3 separate regions of the Homo sapiens genome follow, and all the other regions are linked to region 3. Evidence: chromatin loops called from intact Hi-C (ENCODE). Cell type or tissue: PC-3. All regions are shown on one strand. Links, peaks and the distances in the headings refer to the core of each region. The heading gives the core; the rest is flanking DNA. Region 1 holds the start of LYPLAL1-AS1 (LYPLAL1 antisense RNA 1). Region 2 has its middle 140 kb from the start of LYPLAL1. Region 3 overlaps LOC107984018 (a long non-coding RNA gene).

Region 1 (7,146 bases), core at 699-5,698, 130 kb after region 3:
GACACCGAACAAGTTACCCAATCTCTCTGAGACAGCTTCCTTATCTGTAAAATGAGGATAATTATAGTTCCCGTACCATAGACTTGTTGTTGGGATTAAACATGTTAAAGATACAAAACAATTAAAGCAGTGTCTGGCACATAGTAATCACTCAATAAATGCTGGCTTTACATTAACGGTCCCAGACCTTCCTTCTGTTGTATCTTGATTTCCTATGGTCATCATTAGCTCTGGCATCACTTAAAGGAGACAATGAATGTATTTCTGAGGAAGAGATCATCTCAGAACAGTCAGGCAAATGGAGAAATGCTGACCAAGGACCAGAGAACCCACTTGCTTACATTGGAGATGAAGAAAGTCTTATTATTCTGGGGAGCTAAAGGGAGATGGAGAAAGTAGGTGTATAATTATAATATTTCTAATAAGAAATATATTTGGTCTTTGTCTCCAGTTTCTGGTGCAAAGCTCTTAAAACCCTTGGAATTTCCTGAGTGATAGGAGTGTCTTTGTTATTCACAACATCACAGGGACAATAGCTCCTGTACTCACGATTCTTCTGGACCTCAGCCTATGTACCTTTTCATTTGGTTCATCCATATCCTTTATAATACTCTTTACAATGAGCTGGTAAATATAAGTAAATGTTTTCCTGAGTTTTGTGTGCCATTCTAGCAAATTAGCAAACCAAGGAAAGGGTTATGAGAATCCCTGATTAAGACCTCAAGATCAGTCAGAAGTACAAGTGATCCAGACTTGCAATTGGCATCTAAAGTGAACGGGGGCAGTCTTGTGGGGCTGAGCCCTTAACCTGTGAGGTCTGTGCTAACTCCACATAATGAGAGTTAGTATTGAATTGAGTTGTAGGACACATGGTTGGTGTCCAGGGACTTGAATTGCTTGGTATGGAAAAAAAAAAAAAACACACATTTGGTGTCAGAATTGTTGTGAACAGAGTAACAGTTTTCCCAGAATAGGGCATGATGTTTTTGTTTCCTATATTCATTTCTGGCCCTCTTACAAGTCTGTAAACAGATTCCAGTGATATGTTTTCCAACAGGGAAAGCAATGGGGTGAACCAGAGCATTGAGAGAAAATTGCCTGCAATCTCCACCACACTCCCACCTGCCACCAAATAACACAGCTAAGGGGTCTAAGCTCTGCTAAAAATGACAGGTGTGTAGTCAACCTCTGTGTAAGTTCTGTTTCCTTGGAAGGGCCTTTCTAAGAACAGAGGTAGACTCTAAGTTGTTTTTTTGTTTGTTTGTCTTGTTTGTTTTTTGCTTAATGGAAAACCAGGCTGTCAACAGATTTTGAGACCAATACTTCTAAGTTAGAATGGTTAACCAAATCATCAAGGGAGAAATCTAGAAAAAATACTGGAGTCTCGTTCTAAGCATGAGCTTTTGACACAAATAGATGTGGCTTTAAATCTTAAAACATGCTGCCATTTATGAGCTTTAGGATCTTGAGCATGTTAGTTAATTTATTCTAGCCTCTTTTCCCATCTAGGGTGACCATTCCTTCCACTTTTCCTGGTACAGTACAAGCTATACCTGTTGTCCCTTGATAATTAATAAAAGTTGCCTTATCATTCTGAAAGGGCCCCAGTTTGGATAATAAATGTTATGGCTACATCCATTCTTCTGTAAAATGGAAATAATAAGCACCTCCCAGGGTGGTTATGAAAGCTAACCATAATCTATATTAGTAACTACTATAATGCCTTGCACATAGAAAGTGCTCAGTGAAAACTAGTTCTCCTTTACCTGTTCACACCAGATCTATACTGTCCAGTACAGTAGCCATTAGCCTCACATTGCTACTGAGGAATGTGCTATAAATGCAAAAAATGCACAAGATTTTGAAGATTTAGTACAACAAAAGAAGATTAAATATCTCATTAATAATTTTATATTAATTACATGTCCAAATGATATTATTTTGGATATACTGTATTAAGTTAAACAAAATTTATTGTTAAAATTAATTACAACTGTTTATTTTTACTTTTTTTGGCATGACTTCTTAAAAAAACCCTGGATCACAGCTCCAGATGTTCTGTTTATGTAACTGCTAACCCCCTAACCTCATCCACCATCACCACCTCACTCTTAGCTTCCCCCTGCCCAGGAATTCTTCCTTCTAAAACTCAATGCAAGAATCAAGTACTCTTTCATCATATTTACCAACATGTTCTTACTTTATTTTCTGGATTTTGGGAGGTAAAAGGGCAGTCAACTAGGGGGCAAAATAAAATCAACCTTGATCATGGCTCTCACGAATGGTTTTTCCTTAGGGATAGAAGCATTGACCTTGAATACATTAGGAAAGCTGAAGAATCTGGGTCAACATTGGAAAATGTCCATATTAACAAAGAAAAAGGAGCTTGGTTTGCCAGAAAAGATATTGCAATCTCTCCCTCGATCAGATTTGCTAATTCTTGTGAATGCTTGTGAAACACCTCGGGTCTCAAATCCAAATCACATGAAGAACTAGGCCCTTGAGCACATCATTGGTGCTGTCTCTTTGACAAAAAGCATTTTTAGTTGATGGAAAATCACCAACTTTCACCCCTAAAAACATCTGTGAAGAGCAGAAAACAGCCTGACTCTTATAGATGTCCCTGACAGGTGAGTTGAAAAGACATAGAGAACAAACTATAGAGAAAATTTACTCCAAAACAATTATTTAATTCTATCATGCCCATGTCACACTGATACAGCTGGTTAAAAAACACAAATGTTCAATTTAAAAAAATAGCAAGTTAGACTTAAGAAAAAATTTGATCAAATAGCGTACTTAAAATATTTTCAGATATGTAATATTTTAAAAATGTTTTTGTTGGGAAGAACCCATTGGCTGGGGTGGTTGTCCTGGCATCACATGTAGACACCTGTCAATTCTGTCATAGAGGTAAAAGAGAAGCTGGTTTCTTAGCACAACCAAAAATGAGCTTTAGTTAATGTACTGAATTTTTCACAGTTCAACCAGTTGTTTTAGCACTGCACAGACACAAATGTGTACATTACTCCCCAGAAGAGCACCGTGTCCCCTGACAGTCTTATAGCTTAGAAGGAGGGAAATAGACAATATGAGGAGTACGTGTTGGATAAATCTAATATCTAATGTATTCCATGAGATGGTTTGCGTCTGAGCTCCACCACCTCTCATCAGTTAACTCTCGCATTCACTCACCCCACAATCAAATAATTCCCTTCTAATTCTCTTCTTTGATAGCAAGCCAACCCTGGGAGAAACAATGGTTTGGAACAATAGCACCTGAGGTGGAAGAAAACACAGTGGGCCTCTCACTTTCGCTCTCTAACCACAACAATTGAAAGAGACTATGGCCTGAAAAATCTATCTGCTCCTAAATGGTACCCAGATGGAAATCACAGCTGCTGTCATGTACCACCTGTACCTACGCCCATCCATCTTCAGAACACGCCTGGGGCAGAGGAGAGAAATCGAGTTGACAGAGCAGTTAAAGAGCCTCTCTTTTCTCCTGCATACTTTTCCTTTTATCTTTTTCTCTTCAGTTTCAGAGCTTCTTGTTCTCACCTTCATGCTGTGGCAATGCTGACAAAAGAAAACTGCAGCCTCTGAGAACCAGTGGTGAGTAATAGCCCCAGGCTCTGAATACCTAATGTCTATTGTATGTTGAGGGGAGGGAGAGCCAAAGGGAGGAGAGGAATTTGGTCAAATAGCCTGTGTAGAAACAGGACCTTTCGGTGACAATCCTAAATGCATCCAGAGAGTATCTGAGTTTTGATACCTCTCCTCTAATTAAATCCAAGGATCTAATATGCATGGCCTTTAGGAATGCGTTGTTCAAACAGATTTGATTCCTGCCCAGAGGCTTTTTAAGCCACTGACCACTTTGAACCTAATTAGAAAAAGCAGAGGACACTGGAGACGTTTAATAAAAGGAATCGAATTGCTGCTTCATCTTCATGACCTGGGATTTATAAGGGAATTTCACTGGCTTTGTAGCAATGTAAAATAAATAGACATTAGATGATGACAGGGAAAACAAAATTGCTGCCAAAGCTAAAAAGAGCTTGGCAAAAGAAGAAAGAACTACTACATAGTTGGTCATTATTTACTGTACAAACCTTTTCATAAAGCAGAGAAGAGAGATACATAGGAATAATGGGCCCTTGCTAAAAGATGAAAAGGGCTTTCTATAGCTTACATTATCCCCTGACGAAGGCACTGACGTGTCCCAGTTGTTACACAATCTTATTGTTCTATTCAGCCATTCAGAAAGCTGAATGAACAGCCCTGCTCTGAAACTTTTAAAGGCTGAAATCAACAGGCCACTCATTTCCAAGGAAAAGAATAAAATTGTAACGGATGGAAATAACTAATTAATTTGTTAATCTTTGCAGACTGCCACGGTCCATTGCATATGCTCTAACCAGTTAATTAGTCTTTAGCCTGTAATTCTAAAATGTAAATAAGTGCAGTTACCTAACCCACCAGCTCCTAACAAAAATATCCAACTATTCATTATTTAATTTAAAAGGAAGAAGGCTTTGCTTTTCATTGGTGGTGGTGTTCCTGAGATGTTAACTAAACACCGTGACCTAAGTTTAATTTCATCACACCTTACTGAAATGGTTTTATTCTAAAGTATATGCCCCTCTCCCCACTCCAGAAAGCTAAAATCATGAGGCTTAACTAAAGTCAGATCTATCCAATCCAACAGGAGATTATTTTTAGATGTTAATGAAGGAAAGGGTTTTTGTAAACTGTAAAGTGCTGGTAGCTATAAACCACTATAACTGTAAACTTGAACAAAAGTACATTATTTATTGATGTTAATTAATAGTCTATTATTCTATTAGATTGCATTTCAGTCACTAAAATCATTAGTAGACTCATTCAGCCTTTCAAATGTGTGTGAGAGGTAGGAAGGAGATCGGTGGGATAGGGCAGAAAGTGGAAGCAAATGCGTTCCTATGGCATTTGAGAAACACGGAAGAAAGTCCTAAAATGTATCCAAGAGAATCACAGCAAGGGACTCCTCTAGCGAAGAAGAGGACATTGATCCCATGAGCTGTACTGGTATCTTTTATAGTATCCAAAGCAGAGCAAATCCCCAATTAATTAGGGTGGTCAGAAAATGGTGGGTTCTTATTATTTCCCCTCTAAAGCACTGTGGGGCCCTATAAAGACTGAGTACCCAACTGGCCCTGCATCTTTGTGATCACAGGGCCTTGAGCAAGATACTCATCCTCTCAAAATGTCTTTGTTTGTTTTTGAATGTTTATAAGAGACTATCTGAAATTGGATAATTTATAAGAAACAAAATTTATGTCTTACAGTTCTGGAGACTGAGACATCCAAGGTTGGCGGGGGGCACATCTGGTGAGAGAGAGCCTTCTTGCTGGTGGGGACTCTGAAGTGCCCCACAGGGTATCCCATGGAGAGGGAGCTGAGGGTGCTCCCATGTGCCCACTTAGCACTCTCTTCCTCTTCTTATAAGCCACCAGTTCCCTTCCCATGATAACTCATTAATCCATTAACCCATTAATTGAAGAATGGATTAATCCATCCATGAAGGCCAAGCCCTCATAACCAATCACCTCGTAAAGGCCCACCTCTCAATACTGCCACATTGGGGATTAAGTTTCAACATGAGTTTTGGAGAGGACATTCAAACCACAGTACTAAGCCAATGCTTCTTCCTCTACAGGGAAACTGGGAAACTGACACTTCCTGCCTTATATTGTTGCAGTTGCAAAGATCAAATACCAAGGTTATGGGAAGATGTTTTGAAGCCCCATATAAATATGTAATTTAATTTATTCCAATAAAGACTCATTGCACAGGCTGGGCACAATGGCTCACACCTCTCATTTCAGCTCTTTGGGAGGTCAAGGTGGGCCGATTGCTTGAGCCCAGGAGTTCGCGACCAGCCTGGGCAATATGATGAAACCCCATTTCTACAAAAAAAATACAAAAATTAGCTGGGTGTGGAGGTGTGCATGCTTGTAGTCCCAGCTACTTGAGAGGCTGAGTGGGAGATCGCTTGAGCTTGAGAGGCAGGGATTGCAGTGAGCCGAGATTATGCCACTGCACTCCAGCCTGGGCGACAGAGCAAGACCATGTGTCAAAAACAAACCAACCAACAAACAAACAAAGACTCATTGCACATATAAGCAATAGATCAACCATTTTCAAAGAGCATAACCAAAAAAAAAATCCAACACTACACAAATCTTGAATATAATTTAACCTTTCTTCGAAAGTTTAGAAAGTATTTCAAGATGAGGCAATGCTTTTCTCTAACATTAACATGAGCATCGATTACAGAAATGTTCCACTGAATTACATGGCAAAATTAAAATTCTGATGATTTTATGTACATGGTTGCTTGAAATATGAGCTATCAGTAGCTACTATATCCCATTAGGCCTTTCAAGTTCACATCATAAGTTGTATAAGAGATAGGACACCTCCATTGAAAACATCAGTCGACTTAGACGATTTCTGTCAGATATTATTGATTCAGCAATATAAGAATGCGACGATGTAGTCCCAGCTACTGGGGAGGCTGAGGCAGGAGAATGGCGTGAACCTGGGAGGCAGAGCTTGCAGTGAGCCTGGGAGACGGAGCTTGCAGTGAGCCGAGATCGCGCCACTGCACTCCAGCCTGGGTGACAGAGCAAGACTTCGTCTCAAAAAAAAAAAAAAAAAAAAGTCAACGAAAGGACATGGGTTTGGAGAGTAACCAGAGATGCTGCCAATTAAAGATACCCCTTACTCAAGACACTTTATTTCTCTCTGTTGGAACATTGTCATAATATACTGTCATCTACTAAAAAATTACTGTAATAAATATAAAAATCTTCACTGTCTGCCATGACAGGAACCGCATGAGCTGTTATGCCCTTCTGCAACGCAGAACTTTCCCAACCATATATGGTGGCCCTGAGATGTGTAGTTTTGCCCTTTACACCTTTATTTTCTATTAGTACATTTACTTTTTAAAAAAGTATGAACTATCATTTGCAATTTGAAAAACATCAAATACAGAACATTTAAAAAATATATCGCTAGACCTCAAAATGAATCTTAATGGCAATCACAGATTTCAACCCTTTCAACCAGATTTCTGAGTGTCTGAACATAGATGTA
Region 2 (7,146 bases), core at 1,365-6,364, 110 kb before region 3:
GTACAGAAGGGAAATGAGGGGTTGGAGCCCCCACACAGAGTCCCTGCTGGGGCACTGCCTAGTAGAGCTGTGAGAAGAGAGCCAGCGTTCTCCAGACCCCAGAATGGTTGGTCTACCTGCAGCTTGCACTGCACACCTGGGAAAGCTGCAGATACTCAACATCAGCCTGTGAAACCAGCCAGGAGGGAGGCTACACGCTGCAAAGCCACAGGGGCGGAATTGCCCAAGACCATGGGAACCCACCTCTTGCATCAGCTGACCTGGATGTGAGACCTGGAGTCAAGGGCGATCATTTTGGAGCTTTCAAATTTGACTGCCCCACTGGATTTGAGACTTGCATGAGCCTTGCATGAGACTTTCATGAGCCCTTTGTTTTGCAAAACCCCTTTGTTATGGCCAGTTTCTCCCATCTGGAATGGCTGTATTTACCCAATACCTGTGTACCCCCATTGTATCTAGGAAGTAACTAGCTTGCTTTCCATTTTACAGGCTAGTAGGCAGAAGGGATTTGCCTTGTCTCTGATGAGACTTTGGACTGTGGACTTTTGGGTCAATGCTGAAATGAGTTAAGACTTTGGGGGACTGTTGGGAAGGCATAATTGGTTTTGAAATGTGAGGACATGAGATTTGGTGGGGCTGGGGCTGAATGATATGCTTTGTCTCTGTGTCCCCACCCATATCTCATCTTGAACTGTACTCCCATAATTCCCATGTGTTGTGGGAGGAACCCGGGGGAGAAAATTTGAATCATGGAGGAGGTGTCCCCCATACTCTTCTCGTGGTTGTGAATAAATCTCATGAGATCTGATGATTTCATCAGGGGTTTCTGCTTTTGCATCTTCCTCATTTTCTGTCGCCTTCACCATGTAAGAAATGCCTTTTGCCTTCTGCCATGATTCTGAGGCCTCCCCAGCCATGTGGAACTGTAAGTTCAATTAAACCTCTTTTTCTTCCCAGTCTCAGGTATGTCTTTATCAGCAGCATGAAAATGGACTAATACAATATTCATCTCAAGACACAGGACTTATATCTTAGCTTGTTAGAACCCAGTTACTACCATGTGTTGTCATGTCAGTGACTAGAAGTCACAGAAACCAAAATGGTAAGTGAGTTGGAATCCCAGTCTTAGTTTTGATCTACTTAAGTTGCCCTCATTGACACTGAACTGGTTACATTTCTTATTTAATGAAGATAAAATTTAGCATTTAAAAGGTAGTGATAGTGTGCTCTCTGGGAAATAATATTATTAGGGGTTGGAAGATCTGAGACTGAGCCTCAGCTTTGCTATTTACTGATGGAGTGAACACTCCAAGTCTGTTACCTCATCTATAAACCAAAGTGAGATTATAACACTCCTCCCTGTGTTGTTGAGAAGATCAAAGTGACACACACTGAAAGGGAGGGAATGTTTTTGACTGTTTTCAAGGTACAAAAACATTGTACCTATTTATGGGGGTGATGAATAATAAATCCAATAGTTTTTACTCCCTCATTTTCTCACATGCAGTCAGCCCTGCCTGCTCCCTATCTGAGGTCCCCATGGCTTTCCAAGAACCTGGGAACCTTAACTCACAAGAGCCCAGATTGGAATTTGTGGGTTTGAATAGCTGATTTGAGTTGGAAGACATGCCATAAGCAAGCACTCAAGTGTCCTGAAAGCAGGAACAAACAGATCAAAAGATCAAGGCCTGTGAGTAAAATAAACAAAATGGGAACGCTTTGAGGATGGTTGGAGCCTGCCCTTATCTCACTTTGTCTAAGCTTGGACTTCAAAGCACATTTTGTGACTCAGATCAACTAAAAGCAAAGGCCATGCTATGAATTATAGAGTAGGGGGGAAATGAAATAATGGCAGTCTTGAGAAAAAAGTGAAGTGAAATAAAATTTGTCTTCATGATTTTCATTTTTTCATGAGTGTATATCCCTTACCCCTATGGGAAAAACGAACAATACATGTAGGAAACTGGTTAAGAAAATGGATTTTGCTGCCAGAAAATCCTGAATTAGCATCTCAGTTCAACTACATGTTCTCTATCTTCTCTTGGAAAATTTAACTCTTAGTAGCCTCCAATTCCTTGGTAAAGTGAAAATAGTTCCACTGTCTAAGGATTGCTGAGAAGTAAGAAAAGTGTTGATGAAGGTGAAGCATTTAGCACAGTTCCTGGCTCATAGGGAGAGAGATTAAATATTCACTTTCATTGTCTTTGGCTTATCCATTCTATCATTTTGGTTTATCCATTCTACATTACCCACCCTGTAGTCTTATTCATCATATAAAATTATTGCAGAAAATGTTTTTTCCTTAGTTATCTAGTCTAAGAGTTTTTTTTTTTTTTCTTTCTCCCTGAGTCTGGACATGGAGTTTGTGCTTAACCACAACCTTTATCTTTCAGTCATGGAATGGAAAATAGGAAGTGAGAAATGCAATATATGTTCTTGAAGTTTAAAAATTGTGAGATGCAGCAATATCACCTGAAAAATGGTGAAGTGTGAACATGCATGGACTGTGTTGGATGCTGTAATCTACAGATTCCTGATTAGCAATCAATCTACTTTTCTGGAATGACATTTGTCAGCAGTATGAACATATTTGCTTGGAACTATGGAACAAATATTCTTGGTAGGAACAATATCAGCATTATTCCCCCCATACCAACACCAATCCCAATCTTTGATGTCATTTACACGTTGGCTTGCCTTCCCTTCTATGTTGTAGGTGTTTTTTTTTTTTTTAAGGTGGACACCATGTCTTTTTCATCTTTCTATCATTCTCTTTTCACAACCTAGCATGGTGTTTTGGATATAGTAGTTCCCTAATACAGATTTTAAACAAGATAAAAGGCTTAAATACATTTAATCTTTCTCATAGTTAAAGAAATGCATCATGATTATACCACCAGGACATCAGATATTAATGGTGAGAATTTGAATATACGCATAATCCAACAAACATTTCTTAAGCACTGATTTTGTACCTGGTGCTGTGCATTTTTTCTTTTCTATATTTCATGTAACTTTCTATTAAAATAGTGTTGGCTAAATACATAGAATGCTTTTAATAACAGGTTTCCTGCTGCTAACCAATAAAAATTTTTCACCAATAATATTTTGAATTCTATACATTAAAAATATATATTGTGTGATCCAGGAAACCCGTTGGAAGGTTACAGTGGAATCTTCTTATTTTTGTTTGAATTACTCTAATCATTCTGCTTTCTGAGCACTTGCCAAGCTGCTGTAAAAGGAAGAAGCTTGTGATGTGAAAGGAAAGAGGAAGAATGAATGCTGGTGCATTGGACAGTTTGGGAAAGGTGCTTTCCCAAGTTTGGTGCCTTGGGAAGTTGAGGAGAAGGACATATTGCAGGAGGAAGGAGGGCACTGGACTTCTGAGGAGAGCTGGGCAAGTGAGGGCTGCAGAGAGGTGGGAGAGGGTCAGGGGCTGTAGAGGAATGAGTGAGAGGACAGCTTGGATAAACTTCACTTTGAAATTTTGCCAGGGACCTCAAGTATTCCTTTCCCTGTTTCTTTAGATCAAGCACACCCTTTGTCCTAGGCTCTTTGTGCCTCCTTTCCTCCTCTCCCTCAAAACAAAACCAAAACACACATATCACATCATTTTTGGAGTTGAGGAGGTCTCAGTGAAGGCTGTGTCCAATGAGCAGCTGCATGAGGATACAGGCAGACCCCTGGGGAAACCACGCCAGGGAGCCCTTGGGGCTGGGAGTGCCCAGTAGAACCTGAGTATGGGAGAAAGATTTTCTTGGGGCACAGTTCATCGGCACAGCTTCAAGAGTACTATCATGAAAGAGAAGGCAACTAGGGGCTCTCTACCTCTTTCTTCTAAAGCATTTTTGTGGGCACCTTGTCTGTTTTTTCAGTGCTCCTCGGGATTTTTGTCCCAAATCTAACAACAGTCAAAGCATATGACTTCAGGTGGTATTGGGCTGAATTTGTACCTGAAGGCGATAGGCTGCGTTAGAGAAGGTAGCAGTTCCTCTTCTCCTGGTCTATTGGTGGGCCCTCCAGAGATGTAGAGAGGAAGCACTGAAGTGACAGCTTACTAACCAGAAGTCTTATCACTGTGACTACAACTACCGATAATAGTCCTTACAATGATTATGAATGATGATACTAATAATACAGTCACACTTCAATGATTCCTGTCTTCTAACATCTCTTTTTCTGTTTAGTATTATAGGTTATAGTATTGTAGGTTATTGTGACTATGCCTTATCTTGCCTGCCTATCTGTAAGTTTTTGGAAGGCAGATCTCGTTGTTCTGTCTCTTCATGTTTATAATCCTTTATATCATCCAGTGTAGAGCCATGTGCTGTGACCCTTGGGAAATGATAACATAGAACAAGTCATAAGTGAAAGAATGTGGGCTCTGGACAAGTGGAAAGGAGTTCACTGTCTACCGCCACTACTGAGTTGTGAGTCACCAACAACAAACTACTTAACGTCAGTGTACCATTTAGGATTATATTGGGTTTGTCTTAAACAAATAGTTTTATTTTTCTCATGTGACAAAAGCCACCTTTAAGGTTATAGCTTTTATCCTCATGTTGGTGACTTTGCACTCACAAGACAGCTGCTCCTCTTTCAGCAGCATACCCAAATTCCAGCAAGAAGGGGAAAGGCTGTGTGAAAATTTATTCAAAAATAAATTTTTATAGCATCTTACGTTTTCAGAGAGTTTTCTTTTTAAAAAAACTTTTTTTTTTTTTGAGATAGAGTTTCACTCTGTCACCCAGGCTGGAGTACAGTGATGAGAGGCATGATCTTGGCTCACTGCAACCTCCACATACTTCCGGGTTCATGTGATTCTCCTGCCTCAGCCTCCCAGATAGCTGGGATTACAGATGCCCACCACCACACTCAGTTAATTTTTGTACTTTTAGTAGAGACAGGGTTTCACCATGTTGGCCAGGCTGGTCTCCAACTCCTGACCTCAAGGGATCCACCCACCTCGGCCTCCCAAAGTGCTGGGATTACAGGCATGAGCCACCCACCCGGCCTTTAAACTTTTATTTTAGGTTCATGTGCAAGTCTGTTACATAGGTAAATTGAGTGTCACAGGGGTTTGATGTACAGATTATTTTGTTACCCAAATAATAAGCATAGTACCTGATAGATAGTTCTTTTTATCTTCACACTCTTTTCACCCTCCACCCTCAAGTGGGCCCCAGTGTCTGTTGTTCCCTTCTTTGTGTCCATATGCACTCCGTGTTTAGCTCCCACTTATAAGTGAGAACATGCAGTATTTTGTTTTCTGTTCTGGTGTCAGTTTTCTTAGGATAACAGCCTCCAGCTCCAACCATGTTGCTTCAAAGGGCATGACGTCATTATTTTTATGACTGCATAATATTCCATTGTGCATATGTACCACATTTTTAAATCAAATCTACCATCATTGGGCATTTAGGCTGATTCCATGTCTTTACTATTGTGAATAATGCTGTGATGAATATACATGTGCATGTCTTTATTGTAGAACAATTTATATTCCTTTGGGCATATACCCAATAATGGGATTGCTGTATCAAATGGTAATTCTGTTTTAACCTCTTTGAGAAATCACCAAACTGCTTTCCGCAATGGTTGACAGAGAGTTTTTATTTTTTTTCTTTTTCTTTTTTTCTTTTTTGAGATGGAGTTTCGCTCTGTCGCCCAGGCTGGAGTGCAGTGGCGCAATCTCGGCTAGCTGCAAGCTCCGCCTCCCGGGTTCAGGCTGTTCTCCTGCCTCAGCCTCCCTAATAGCTGGGCCTACAGGCGACCACCACCGCGCCCAGCTAATTTTTCGTATTTTTAGTAGAGACGGGGTTTCACCGTGGTCTCGATCTCCTGACTTCGTGATCCACCCACCTCGGCCTCCCAAAGTGCAGGGATTACAGGCATGAGCCACTGCGCCTGGCTGACAGAGAGTTTTTAAATACACTGTTTCATTTGATAATATATTGTGAATCTTGAGCTAGCATGTCTTTATTGATCCATTAACGCAAAGATTTTGACTCAGTAGGCCTGAGATGAGGTCTTAGAATCTTCGTTTTAACAAATACCACAGGTGATTCTGATGCAAGTGACTCAATGAAAATTCTTTGGAAAACAGTGTCTTAAAAGAAGCATCTGAATAATAGAATAATAACTATATGTTTGATATTTGTGTGTGTACATGTTGGGATGGATGTTTGTGTGTGTGTGTGTGAGTATGGGTGTGTATGTTTTGAGGAGGGGTTGATTCTGTAAGCTTTACTGTTGGTAACATAACCAGATCTTAGCATAAATGAGAAATATAATAGATATTTTAAGTATTATTGGGAATCTCAAATTTAGATTAAAACTGAAATCTTTGCCTTTAAAAAGCGTGATATGTTATTATAGAAATAGTACCTTGTAAGAATCGTTAAGACGATGTGCAAAAGCAAATACAAGAAATTAATGTAACATCATCAGGATTCATATAAATTTTGATAAGTCAAAAATTTTTATGAAATTTAGGACTTTTGACTGATTAGGCAATTTACAGTTGGCAAAAGCTGTACTTGAGTCAATCTTCGCCTAGAAAATTTGACTTCCTGTTTCTAAGAAAAAAAAACTCCTCATAAAAAGCTCTCATAAAACAACTCCCAAGGCTTCTTGCACATCAAATAGCTCTTACAGAAACAAATTTTGATGAGGTAAGTGTAAGGAATTTAGTAACATATGGATTAAATTTCCCTTAAAATAGACATCATTTTAAAATTAGGAGGAAAAAAAGTTCTTGGTAAAATATGAAAATGTGTTTTGGTTTTCCTTGAACCCCAAACACAATTTGAAAAATAGTTCAAGATGTTCACCAACCCACCTCCAATACAACTGGTTTCACCCATCTTTAGTTCCAGGATATGAACTGTTGGGAGTTCTGGTGATTATAAATACTACAAAAATATCAGCAGATACTGGCAAAATTTCAGAGACAAATAAGGAAACAGCAAAACTTTAGAAATAAGTACATTTAAAAGTTAGGGTGTTTTTCTTCAAAAACTTAGGGATGGGCAGTCCATCCCCTAAAAGCTAATGGAATAATTTAAATTCTTTATTGTATTTCAGAAGACAATGTGGATAGCTAAATATTTCAAGAAAACTTCTCATTATAATTAAATGGAA
Region 3 (7,146 bases), core at 1,420-6,419:
AGGACACCTTGGTGGCTTCCAAGTTTTGGCAATTATAATTGAAGCTGCTGTGAACATCCATGGGCAGGTTTCTGTGTGGACATAAGTTCTCAACCCCTTAGGGTAAGTATCAAGAAGAGTGATTGTGATTGCTGGCTCATGTGCTAAGAGTATGTTTAGTTTTGTTAAGAAACTGCCAAACCATCTTCCCACTGTTTAGGGATTTTAAAACTGGCAGAAAGTTCAGTTGGTCCTCAACCAATTCTACAGCCATGTCTCTGCATCATCAGAGTCCCTGTGCCAGCGATCAGGAGAGAGTTCTCAGGACTATGATGGGTGAGTAGTCAGCCACACCAGAGCCAGGCAATCATCTCTCAATGAAAATTCTGGCCTTGATACCTCCTCTTCCTGATTATTGAGAAAAAGGAATGCTGATGATTTGGCTTGTGCTCTTCAGAGATCAGAGTTGGTGCATGCTCTGGTTCCTCTTTGGGTTTCTGAGCCCTAGCCCAACACACACACACACACACACACACACACACACACACACACACACACAGAGAGAGAGAGAGAGAGACAAATGTGCTTTAGCTTCCACATCATTAGCTTACACATTATTAGCTGGACCAAGGGGATGTTTATGGCTGTTTCCCCTCTGAGGCTGGGCGGTGTTCTCTCCTGTTATGTCCTGACTGTGGGGGTAGGGGGTCCAGCCTCTGCACAGGTGTCCCAGGACATCACCAACAATAGCAGATTAAGGCAGATACAGGTAAACAACCTGGAGTATCTTGGCTTCATTGTATAATTAAGGCGCCTCTGGAAGGAAATATGTGTACAGCTAGCTTCCCAAAGTCTAAAAGTGGTAGTCAGAGTTCTTAATTTCTATGCTAAATCCTCATGAGCACTACCTGGTAGGCCTGAAGCTGGTGCCAAAACCACAGGGACCAGGTCCCCTTGCTTGGGAAAGGGAACAACTATCTTCACTTCTTCCTGATTCTTTATTATCTACAGAACTTGGGCAAAGTTCACAGAGGAGTAACTTTCAGCAGGGAAAGAACCATAGATCTTGGCAGGAAGACTTGGGGCAAAGCCCCTGAGGAAAGGAATTGACTTGTGAACTCCAAGAACAGCCATGCCAAGTAATAGATGAAAGTCACTCACAGTGTTAAATATTAATTTGTTACCCCAAAGGCTTCAGAAAAGTCTTGTTGAAATTCAGAAAATTCAGAATTACAGTATTCAAGATTTAATTTCACCAAATAAAAGGTTTGAGGGGATACTGCTGTGTGAGCCAAGGTTATAATTTAAATATTAACCCGAATAATTTGCACTCTATTTTGATTGCATCCTCTACCTTTTCATAATCCTAAGAAAAGATCATCGTTGTATTGCAATATCAAGAATATTCTCAGTTACCATATGCTTGTAAACTAGTGGTGGAAGCTGTCCTTGGAAAGTAGAAATCACCCACTCATTCCCCTTAATTTTGTAGTCAAACGTTTAGTTCAGAGCAGCTCATACACTGATGGTTTTGCAAATCCCATGAGCAGCGTACACATAGCCTAATTTTTTTTTTCTCCAGTGACTTGTTTTATAATTTGGTAATGCTGCCATTGTATGAGTGGATTTGTCATTTGTAATAAAATTGCTGACCACCTGCAAGATAAATATTGAAGTATCATGGAAAAACACATTTCAGGAGAAACAAAGGCATAATAATTAGAACCACTTATTTTTTCTTACTATGGCATCTTTTAAAATTTTTTTCTAACTACCCCATTACTATAAATTCTGGCTTTCTAAGCTTCAGGGATTACTTTTAAAGGTGAATTTCATATAAGTAGATGTAGCATGCTCTTTCAAAACAGTAATTTAAGTCCATTCTGAAATTTTTATTCTTACATCTTAGTTCTTTTAATTTGGAAATATATCAGTTATTTCTAAATGGAGTCTACTTTAAGCAAATACTCCTGGGAAATCTGAACCAGTTGTGAAATTTGGATTTTTAAATAAAAATTCAAGTGAGAAGTAAACAATTTGCTTGAGATTTGACATGGCCAATAAACCAGAAATGCCTCCCAGTATGACCTGAAATATTTCACAACTTTGGTGAACTGAGTGTAACCTTTTAATAATGATTTTGACATAAAGAGTTAGGCCCAATTTATTAACTAGTTGGGACATCTAATCAATCCAGCTACAGAACTGTCAGAGTTAAGTGACATAAATACAAAATGAATTTTTAGCTATCCAATCCAGTGGCCCATCATGTTTTTCAGGGTAAAAGTCATTGACTTCACTATAGGAAAACCAGATCATGAGAGAACAACATGAAGACCCTATCTGAGAACCCTGGAGGGTCAGCCGAAGTTGCATTCATAGCCAATTCTACCATTTACAAGCACCTGAGGAGGCTATTCAACTTCCTCAAATCTCAGATAGATTATTCACAAGGTTGTTGAGTTTAAGATATTTTTACTGTTGAAAGTGAGCAATGCTTATGCTGTGTTCATCATATTAATTACATAATATTCTGCTGATAAAACTCAAATTTGAGCACTGATTCCAAAGATGTTTGTTCATCCTCAAAGCCATTGAAAAACATCTAGAGATTCTATTATCCTACAAGATATATAAGTAGTGCCATGAGATGGATGTGTGACAAAACAGAAGATGAGGAGGAATAAAAGGAGAAGGAGGATAGCAGGAGGGTGAGGGGAGCTTCAGGATGAGCTAGTTTCTCGGAAAAAAAGGTAGATTTAGAGAGTGACTAAAAATAATTAAATAAAGAATATTGAAAGAATTGGAAAACCTTACGAAGTTAAAGGATTACTTTAACGTTTTTTAGGTGGTTACTCTTTGTTATTATTCATCAAGCAATCATTCGCATTTTGTGTATTTCTCTTTCACCAACAAAAATTTGATTGTGCCCTTTCAGGATGACAGAGGAGTTTATAACACTGTCCTTCCAAAAGTGGTCAGTCACTCTAAGCTTTGAAGTTAACACAACCTACGCTGGTTGATCTCTTAAGAAACACCACATACCATTTTTTCCCAAGGTTTCCATTTGGAAAATAGTTATTAGTACCATGGTGAACAGGAGTTAGAAGATGTTTTCTGTAAAAGGGCAATTAGTAAATTGTTAAGATTTCTGAAACTTTGTTGGAATTACTTAATTCTGTCATTGTAGTGCAATAGCAACCACAGATCATGTATAAATGAATGGAAATAACTGTGTTCCAATAAAACTTTATCTACATAAACAGGTTGCAGGCTGGATTTGGCTTTTGGGTCATAATTAACCAGCCCCTGATCTACAGAACCAGGAACTTTGTATTTTTCCTTCACATCAGCTTCCTTCCTGAAAGATAGGACTTCCCAAGGGTGGCAGAGGAGGGTATTAAAACAAATGCCATGCACAGAGCAGGAGAGAGAGATTATGGCAGGACAAAGGGTACATAGCATCATTTATATCACCTATACTCTTTGTCCAGAAGAAAATACCCTGATGATAAGATATACAGAAAAATATAGTAGCTGTGAAAATAGCTTGAGCCCAACCATTATGCAGGAATAAAAAAAAGAGTACATCTTAAAATAATTAATAATGGGAGAGCAAAAACTGAAAGCCAGGATCAACTTAAAATAATATTCAAGAGGCATAAATAACTATTTTGCTTCTGGATAAAATCGTTGGTTGGATGCTTGGGGAGCAGGCTTTTAACTATCTGTGTGTGTGAAAAGACAGCAGAAACTTGATCTTGCTACTCAGACTTCTTAGGATATGGAGTTACAGACCTATGAAAATTCTAGTAACATAAATGTTGCTGTATGTGTACCAAATATTAGTCATCTTTGGTCATTCACTTACTCAGTTGGTAATGGTTTGTTCTTAGTCATTATAAAAATGAAAATCCATGAGCTTGCACATCCCTCCTTCCCACAAGAACCCATGACGGAGCATGCAATTGTTCATCATTCACGAAGCAGGAAAACCCCTGACCATACTTTGAGAAACAGCAGTCTAAATTTTTCCCACCTTGATGTTTTTGCTCACAGAGTTCATTTTGCCTAGAACACCCCTCTCTACTCACTCATCCTCTCTTCACACCTTACTTCTAGCAGCCACATGTACAACACATCATTACTCAGGGCTGAGGAAAACCTTTCTTCTTCATACAGTGTTCTTGGACTTTCTGGCTTTCTGCTCTTACCAACTGGAAGTAATCTACTGGCCGATATCTCCACCCAAAATGTCCATAGACATTTTGGTCTTCAGCCCATCATGTCCCAGTGTTAGTGACATTCAACTCTGTGTTATGGTTATGTGTCTGTGCTTTCCTAATAAGCTCCTTGAAGAGGGTGAATGTGTTTCGTTTTGCTATGGTGATTCACTGGGCTTTGAGCAGTAGATTGAACACAGGCAAATACCAAGTACATAAATGAATTTTTGAGTGAGATATATAAAACCCTAATAACCTATTACATCCAGGTTCTATGTCATTTTCCAAACACTAAGACTGAATTCTAATTGTCCAATGAGACAACTTCATTGCATTGTATATTTACTTGTTTACTAGGTATACATTAATGATAGTCACTTTTATACAATTATATGGAGTTTATGGAGAGATTATTTGAATATTCTTTAATTAGAACCTCACAATAACCCTGAAAGGATATCAAAGCATGTTACAAATGAAAATCTGAAGCTCAGAGAGTTTTAGCAGCATCACTCAGACACTATACTTAGTAAGTGGTAGAAAATAAATGTGAGGTGTTATGGAAAATAGAAATATTTTCCGTCTTTTTCTCTCTCCCTTCTGGATCCTTAGAGGTTTTATAAAGGTTTAAAGTAGAAGACAAATAAATCTCATCCAAGGCAATCTCTTGTAAAGTATATACCATTCTTTATTATGTACTATATTATAAATGCAGTGTATAGTATATATCACTATACACTATAGTATATAATTTACTGTATATGATATATATTATAATATACTATATTATAAAATATACTATTAGGCACATTTATACAGAAAATAATTAAGATCACTGTATATTGAACTAGATTTACTAGAAAAAATTGCATAGAGAAAAAAGTTCATTTCTGAAAATTTGTGAGGGAAGGTAGACTTACGTAAAAGAATTTCAATCCAGTTAATTCTGGCTTAAAGACTCATCTAATTAAATAAAACTATAAACTTAGCATTGACACTCTAGGTTAATCAGGACATCATTCTAGGAGAAAGTCAAATATATTAGGCTCTGATATGACACTTTCTAAAATCAAATTTCAAATGGCTTAAAGTAATCTAAATTTGGTCAAGAAAGTAGTCATTCAATATCTGAGACTCCTTGTGAGCTCAAGTTGGAGGACTGAAAACCACATCACATTAGCTATGTAGCTGCCAGATCAATTGTTCACAATCATAACTGGGTATATTTTGTGCCCTGGACCATTTCAGATGGATGGAACCGGGCATGGAACAACAACGAGATTGTCAGAGGATAGTGAAGAATCAGAGGAGGACATCTTCCCTCATTTCTCCATCCAGAAATAACACATGTCCTGATGACATCCTCATACCAACATCATCATCCCTCCATTCATTGCAGCAGAGGCCACCACACTGCTTCTCCATCTCATCACGGCCCTTTCTTCCTGCTTTGTCCAGCAGGACCACCTCTCCCCTTAGTTGGGACTGACATTTAGGGAGAAAGATAACTAAAGGCAGTAGGTTTTAGGATATGACTTGGACACATTCGAGATTTGCTTTTTACCCCTATGGCAAAGTTACTTTGACCTCTCTATCCCTGTTTTTTCTTATATATAAGAGAAGAATAAAAATATAGCTAACATGTATTGAGGACTTGTTGTGGGTATTCTTATAAGCACTCAAAATATATTAACTAACTTAATCCGTACAGTAATTGTTACTATTTGTCTTAACCGTTCAAACTACAATAACAAAATGTCATAGACTGGGTAGTTTATCAACAATATAAATTTATTTCTCATTGTTCTGATGGCTGGGAAGTCCAAAACAAAGGCACTGATAGACTCTAGTGAGGGCTTGTTTCCTGGTTCATAAAGGGCATTTTCTCACTGTGTTCACAGGGTGCAAGGGGCAAGGGGCTCCTTTCAGGCCTCCCATTTATAAGGAGTCCACTTTCATGACTTAATCACCTCTCAAGGCTCTACCTCTAATAACATCACCTTGGGAATGAGGATTTCAACATATGAATTTGGGGGAGACATAAACACTCGGACCATAGCACCATTAGTATCCCATGTTACAGATGAGGCACAGGCTTAGTGATTTGCCCAAGTTCACAGCTAATTAGTGGCAGAGCTTTGATTCAAAATATAAGCAGTAAGGTGCCAGATCCTGATTCTTCACTTCTATCCTCTACTGGCTCTAACTATAAAGTTAACATAGTTTAAAATCATATATTTTTCTGTGTGATTGTTAGTGTAACATCCAGCTCCCTTGATAGACTTAAGCCACCGAAATTTGTTAATCCTCAATTGCCTCACTTGTAGAACAGGGACAATAATAGTAGCATCAACCTCACTGAGTTGTTTTCAAGCTTCAAGGAGAAATTACATGTAAAGAATTTAGTATAGGACCTGGCCATAGGGAATGCTGCATTCAAAGTGGCTCATGAAATTTGTACTTTTAGTGATCAAATGCATTTATTATCCTATAGTTAATTCTGCTACCATTCTGGTCATACCATACAAAGATACCATATTCTATCTAAGTATGTCATTACGCTTGAGCTATATGGTGGATTGCCTAAATTCAGGTAGCCTACAAAGAGAAAAAAAAAGTTTTTAACTCAGACAAGTAATATGTTTACCATTTCAGGAAAGTTCTGTAGCTCTTGAGATCTGCTTCCATTGTTGAAGAGTTTTTCTCCTCGCTGTTGTTCTAAAGAACCAACTAAAAATTGTTTTCCTAGTTATGTGCAGGTGTAAGATCCACACGGTAGAGACTTCACAAGAAGCTTTCAGGGCTCAGCATGGGAAAATGAACTTAACATAACTGACAACTGAGTCTTATAAATGAGTGTGTATACGTTTGGTTTGGGCCATGGGTAATTTGGGCTTGTTTGCAGAGAAGCTGAGACAAAAGGTGAAACCTAAGATGACCATTC

What was found. A loop is a pair of places that touch in the nucleus more often than their neighbours do. Peaks named below come from ENCODE experiments on the same cell type or tissue, not always from the same donor. Only the 100,000 strongest peaks of a DNase experiment are listed, where the experiment ranks them.
Region 1: it touches region 3 in a loop (5-fold over the local background); 3 of 110 quality-filtered maps call a loop at or near these places.
Region 2: a loop joins it to region 3, with 4 times the contacts of the local background. A loop is called at or near these places in 6 of 110 quality-filtered maps.

Annotation. Positions count from the first base shown.
Region 1 is chr1:219,551,863-219,559,008 of GRCh38, forward strand. It overlaps LYPLAL1-AS1 (LYPLAL1 antisense RNA 1), which reads right to left and starts at 5,462. Exons shown (of 4, transcript NR_135822.1): 1 at 5,329-5,462. LOC124904514 (a long non-coding RNA gene) reads left to right here and starts at 3,538. Exons shown (of 2, transcript XR_007066882.1): 1 at 3,538-3,615; 2 at 5,331-5,845. RefSeq lists an enhancer at 3,152-3,851. In PC-3, for the core only: no CTCF peak of the experiment used is centred there; DNase peaks (open chromatin) are centred at 3,639 and 4,199; H3K4me3 peaks cover 947 bases; H3K27ac peaks cover 2,480 bases.
Region 2 is chr1:219,308,816-219,315,961 of GRCh38, forward strand. It overlaps a transcript of LYPLAL1 not described here. Among named protein-coding and RNA genes, the nearest start is that of LYPLAL1, 140 kb to the left of the region's middle. In PC-3, for the core only: no CTCF peak of the experiment used is centred there; a DNase peak (open chromatin) is centred at 4,406; H3K27ac peaks cover 1,797 bases.
Region 3 is chr1:219,419,058-219,426,203 of GRCh38, forward strand. All of the region lies in intron 1 of LOC107984018 (a long non-coding RNA gene), which reads right to left. It also overlaps a transcript of LYPLAL1 not described here. Among named protein-coding and RNA genes, the nearest start is that of LYPLAL1-AS1, 130 kb to the right of the region's middle. In PC-3, for the core only: no CTCF peak of the experiment used is centred there; a DNase peak (open chromatin) is centred at 3,884; H3K4me3 peaks cover 491 bases; H3K27ac peaks cover 1,978 bases.